Linked DNA regions of Homo sapiens: region 2 is linked to region 1. A link is an interaction called in ENCODE POLR2A ChIA-PET data of the cell type or tissue named here. Cell type or tissue: endothelial cell of umbilical vein. All regions are shown on one strand. Links, peaks and the distances in the headings refer to the core of each region. The heading gives the core; the rest is flanking DNA.

What was found. ChIA-PET counts read pairs that join two places held together with the same protein. Peaks named below come from ENCODE experiments on the same cell type or tissue, not always from the same donor. Only the 100,000 strongest peaks of a DNase experiment are listed, where the experiment ranks them.
Region 2: POLR2A ChIA-PET joins it to region 1 with 7 read pairs; 1 of 35 experiments calls an interaction of 5 or more read pairs at or near these places.

The regions. Positions count from the first base shown.
Region 1 is chr22:25,153,344-25,156,255 of GRCh38, reverse strand. All of the region lies in intron 6 of KIAA1671, which reads right to left. Among named protein-coding and RNA genes, the nearest start is that of KIAA1671-AS1, 42 kb to the right of the region's middle. In endothelial cell of umbilical vein, for the core only: no CTCF peak of the experiment used is centred there; a DNase peak (open chromatin) is centred at 1,715.
Region 2 is chr22:24,995,343-24,998,254 of GRCh38, reverse strand. All of the region lies in intron 1 of KIAA1671, which reads right to left. Among named protein-coding and RNA genes, the nearest start is that of KIAA1671, 44 kb to the right of the region's middle. RefSeq lists an enhancer at 2,874-2,912. In endothelial cell of umbilical vein, for the core only: no CTCF peak of the experiment used is centred there; a DNase peak (open chromatin) is centred at 1,614; H3K27ac peaks cover 937 bases.

The DNA of each region.
Region 1 (2,912 bases), core at 245-2,744:
CAGGAGATCAAGACTATCCTGGCTAACACGGTGAAACCCCATCTCTACTAAAAAAATACAAAAATATTAGCCAGGCATGGTGGCGGGTGCCTGTAGTCCCAGCTACTCGGGAGGCTGAGGCAGGAGAATGGCATGAACCTAGGAGGTGAGAGCTTGCAGTGAGCCGAGATCACGCCACTGCACTCCAGCCTGGGTGCCACAGCAAGACTCCATCTCAAAAAAAAAAAAAAAAAAAAAAAAAAAGCACATACACACATACATGCACAAAAAAGATACACACAAATACACACATACATATATATGTGTGTATTTATATATATTTATATAAATATATATACACAAAAAAACTATATACATACACATACACAAATACAAGTACAGGTGCATACATACAAATACACACATATACAGGCAAATGCATAGACACAGAAAAAATATACATAAACACACATATATACAAATACACACAAGCACAGGTACATAAATACAAATACACACATAGGTATATACACATGCAAATGCACATACACAAAAATATACACATAACCACATGTATAAACACACAGATATGCATACACACATACACAATACTTACATATGCACACACAAATGCATATACACAAAAAACACTTTCACACAAACACAAATATACACAAGCACATACACATGCACAAATGTACACACACAAACATCTACACCAATGCACACACATACACAAAAAATAGACAACACAAAAACACATATAAATACATGCACCCAATACACACACACACACAGCTGCATACACACAAATATACACAAATGCATACCTACAAAAACCCCCCCACACACACATACACAAATACATAGAAACAGACACAAATACACATACACACAAAACATATATAATACACACACAAATGCACACACAAATGAATGGTCCCAGCAGCACTGTTTTTGGTAACAGCAAACACACAACCCAACTGCCCTTCCACAAGAGCACCTGATACCTAAACTATAGCTTATCAGTGCAAGGGAATTAACATGGTGTCTCCATTCAAAACAATGACTGCCTCTTCAGAAGGTAGAAATTGAAGGGCTGATGTGGAAAGATGCTAAAATTATTATGAATAGGTTTAAAAAGAGCAAGGGGCAGAAAATGCCATCTCAAATTGAGGTCCGCTGATTAATCAAAGTTTCCTATCCCAAGTATCCAAGGTCCCCTGGGCCTCAGACAGAGTGGGGGAGAGGGCGCAGAAGGCCTGAGTGGCAGGTGACAGAGGGCTCTGAGGAGGGTGTGACAAGACAGGTGGGGATATCAGGGAAGGCAAAGCAGCCAGAAGGAACAGCCTGGGGAAGTTAAGCATCGTATCTATTAAGAGCCTACTATTTTGTGTGCCTGGACAGCCCCCTCTCATCTGCCCTGCAGAGCAGCCTTGCATGGCTGGCCTGGCAGAGCTGGGGCCTATAGGAAGCTCAGCATGAATGGAGTCTCTCTTCCTCTGGAGTTGGGGACCTCGCAGTGGGGCTGAGGGGGTGCCTGGAACCTCAGGCTGTCAACCAGCAAGGAGAGTCCTTTGTTGATGAACACCCCACCCCAGGGAAAGGGGGAAAACCAGTCGGGCTGACATTCCATTGCCTGAGACAGAGCCAAGGGCTCTGTTTCCTTCTGGTGCTCAGCCCAGCCTGTGGCTTTGTTCAAAGACTCTGCCCAGGCCTAGAGTGCTGTCTGTTCTAACTCACAGCTAGCTCCACCCACCCCATTTCCCAATCCACCCCATGGTAAGCCAGAGGCCCTGGAAAACACCCAAGTGGATGGTATATCTTTGGCCAACCCTTAACAATGCCCAAGTCAGGACAGAACGAGCTCCTGCAGTGGTTCCTGTCTGTCCTGAGGAGGAATGAGCAAGTGATTATCTGCGCATCATATGGGTGTTAGGTCCTAAGTTGATCAGAGCAATCTGGTGAGCTCTCTGGAAGCCACAACTGTGAGCCCTGAGACACAGACAGGGACTAGGGCCGTTGAAGGCAGCTTATCAGCTGGCTGCAAAGCTGGTGCATGTGGAGAACCCAGAGGCCAGTTCAGGCAGACACAGTGCCTGGATCAAAGCCCCCAAATAAAACAACAAACCCACTGCATAGGCAGGCTTTCGGGCACGTAGGGAAACCCTGGACATCCTTGGAGCCGGACCTTACTTGGCTGACTGAGAAGTCACACCTAGACTGTCCTCCTCCCTGATACCTCTCTGTACCTCCCAAGAATGCCTGAAGCAGCGAAGAAAAGAAGTAGTCTCTTGGCCCTGAGGTGCTAGGATGTCAGCTGCAGACCTTGAAGGTCACAGGATTCATGGAAGAGACACCAGGTTAGCAGGCGCCTTGGGGTGAGGCAGACCCGGGCTCCAATCCTGGCTCCCCAGCACTTAGAAGCTTGTGCAGCCTTGGGCAGGGACTGCACTTCTCTGATTCGTCAAGGCTCCCAAAGGCCTCTGGGATGCTGCAGCCAGGATGCTCTGTGGCAGAAGGGCCCATTTCTCAATGTAGGGCAACATCCGAGTGCCCAGGACTCTAGGCGTTTGGGTTCTTCCTGGGCGAGCACACACTGTGGGGCAGGTGCCCAGCAATGCATTTGACTATGCCAGCCCCCAAAGGGGCCTCTCACCAACACCGTGAGGCGGGTTCTACTGTCACAGCTCCACCAGCCCCAATCTCAAACCCAGGGGCCAGGTATGTTTCCAACTCAGGACTTTTCAGGTTTTAGAAAGGCAATGCATGGGTATATTGCATATTGTGAGATTCCCCCAGTGAGGTCTAGGATGGGGTTTCCCAACCATGGCACTACGGACATGTGGTGGGGGCCGTCCTGTGCAATGTGGGATCCCTGGACTCCAGCCACCAATGTCAGTAGCACCCCATTCCATCACAACAACCAAAAA
Region 2 (2,912 bases), core at 163-2,662, 160 kb after region 1:
TTGTGTTTTATTTTTTTGTAGAGATGGGGTTTCACCATGTTGCTCAGGCTAGTCTCAAACTCCTGGGCTCAAGCGATCCTTCAGCCTCAGCCCCACAAAGCGCTGAGATTACAAGTGTATATTGCCACACCTGGCCTAAATGCAACTTTGACAATACTTTTGACTTATGATGGGTTTATCAGGACGTATCCCCATTATAAGTCAAGAATATTTGTACTGCAACAAGAAGAAAACATGGATAAATACGACAGGCATTAAGGTTTGCAAAACAAGCAGCATTCTAAACTGTTCTGTAAAACGGCATGTGTATGAAATTCAGGCAAAATTTATATGAAGTGAGCTCTAGGGTAACGGAAGGTAGAACAGCAATTACTTTTGGGGACTGTGACTAGGAAGGGGTATAAAGATGCTCTCTGGGACCTGAGAATGTTCTATATCTTGATATGCGTGATTACATCTTGTATACATACGTAAACGTGTGTCTAGTTGACACCTAAGATGTGTGTACTTTCCTGTATGTATGTTATGCTTAAGGAGGCAAACCCCAAACTTCGAGTGGCCTCCAGGTGCTCACAAAATGAAGTCCACACCCCTCACCACCACAGCCTTGCATTATTTGTTCTTGTCTACCACTAAGACCTCATCTCCTGCCCCTCACCCAGGGCACCAGCCCCACCAGCCTCCCACAAGCCATGCGTTCTCAACACCAACAACCCCTATACCAGCACCCTTTCCCTCCCAGCTCCTAACTCACTTATCCCGGACATCGACATGTCAGCTTTGTCATGATTGTTTTTCATACCGGCAATTTCCCCTCTCAAGCAAGACATGGGAGAAGTCAAAATCTGGAAGAATTCCATCCTGGGATGGGAAAGAGACCCGCAGAAAGCTGCCAGTCGCCTTCTCTTTTTCCTGAGTGACATCAGTACTCGTGAGAGCTAATGCGCATGGGTCCCTAATTAGATACCACTTCTTCCAGGAAGCCTTCCAGACCCCTGCAGCCAGCCCAGGTAGGCTTTGGTTCCCAGAACTCTCTGTTTCTTTGTGACACCAACCCCACTGTTTTATGCCTGGTTACTCGTCTGCCTTGCTTCCTGAAGGCAGAGATCCTTTTTGTCGTAGAGATCCTTGCCTGGCATGTGATGGGTACACAATAAACATTTGCTGAAGCAAATCAATGTTTACATGAGAAAATAAGTCACTGCATGGAGGGTAAGAATGGGATGGAGCCCACAGTGACTCTATGCAGGCCCCTGGCATACAGAAGGTAAAATTCGGCCCCGAGAGGCTTGCCTAAGGTCACACAGCCAATTAAGGATGAATCTAGCACTGCAACCTATGGGAGATGCTGTTGGATCTGCCCCTCCCCCAAATCCCCTTTCCTGCTGCGGCACCCATCCCCCAGCTGCTATGACAGTTGTCTGCTCAGTTTACAGTTACACCCTTTTCCAGGAGGGCTGTCCTCCAACATGCTGCCCTACAGTCTCCACCCCTCCTGGTAAATCCCTCACTCCCACAGCCAATGACTGGCTTCCAAGGGACACGAGGGGCTACTTACCCTTGCCCCAAGGCAGGACTTACTCTGTGGCTTCAGAGTGCCCCAGGGGATCAGACTGAGGCCAAATGTCCCCTCCCCTGCCCTATTATCCTGTCTCCCTCTCTCGGGGATGCATGAGTCACAACTCAAATCAATCACTTTCACAGAATTCCTATCTCAAGCTCTCCTTCTAGGGAACCCAACATAAGACAGAACTTAAGGCTTTCAAGTACTCGCCCGCACTCCAGGCTGACACACTGCCTCCCAAAGCTAAGTCTGAAAAGGAATGGCAATTCCAGTGGCCAACCCAGGGGCCATGCTGTAAGGAAACGTGTAATCCATAAGGCTCGTGTGAGTGCACATGTGGGGAGGGTCTCCTCGCTGGTTCCCGATGCCCTTTACTTTCATCTCTATAAGATACACAGAAGGACCTAAGCTGTGCTTTTCAGCCACCAGCAATGAAGCTCTAAAATGTGCCTCTGAGTCCGAGAGGGAGCCCTCCACCGAGACACCCTGCTCTATCACCAGCTCTTAGCATAGCCACCTGCATACACAGGGGTCGCTTCCCCAATGAGTCCTTGTAAGCCCCTCCCCTGAAGATGACTTACCTAGCCTTGTTAGAGAAAACACTCTACACTCTCCTGCATTCAGATGAACACCACCTGCCCTCACTTCTCCCAGATGCCAATTTTATCCAGCATAATCACCAGTTAGTTCAGAGGACACTGTGGTCAGGGGATGACATGCAGGAGTAGCAGCTGGGTGCCCCCAGTCTCCTCCCCTTGTCTGTATCCCTCTGTACAACTGTTCAGAACAGGGACTTCCAGAGCCAGTCATCTCCATCTGTACTAGCTGTGTGACCTTGGGCAACTCACTCTACCTCTCTGAGCCTCATCTTCCTCATCTATAAAATGGAAGCAAGGGTAGGTACTTCACATGCTTTTGTGAGGATTAAATGAGATCACATACATGAAGTGCTTAGCATAATGCCAATGGTCAACACCTACATCAGTAATTGTCCTCATAACCGTATTATTATTAATCATTGAAAGAGACTGGGGGTGGGCATGGTGGCTCATGCCTATAATCCCAGCACTTTGGGAGGCCAAGGCAGTGGACTGCTTGAGCTCAGGAGTTGGAGACCATCCTGGGCAACGTGGCGAAACCCAGTCTCTACAGAGAATACAAAAACGATTAGCCAGACATGGTAGCTCCTGCCTGTAGTCCCAACTACTAGGGAGGCTGAGGTAGGAGGATCGCTTGAGCCAGGGAGGTTGAGGCTGCAGTGAGTCATGACTGCACCACTGCACTCCAGCCTGGGCGAGAGTGAGACCCTGCCCCTGCCAAGAAAAAAAAAAAAAACCTTGGCCGGGCG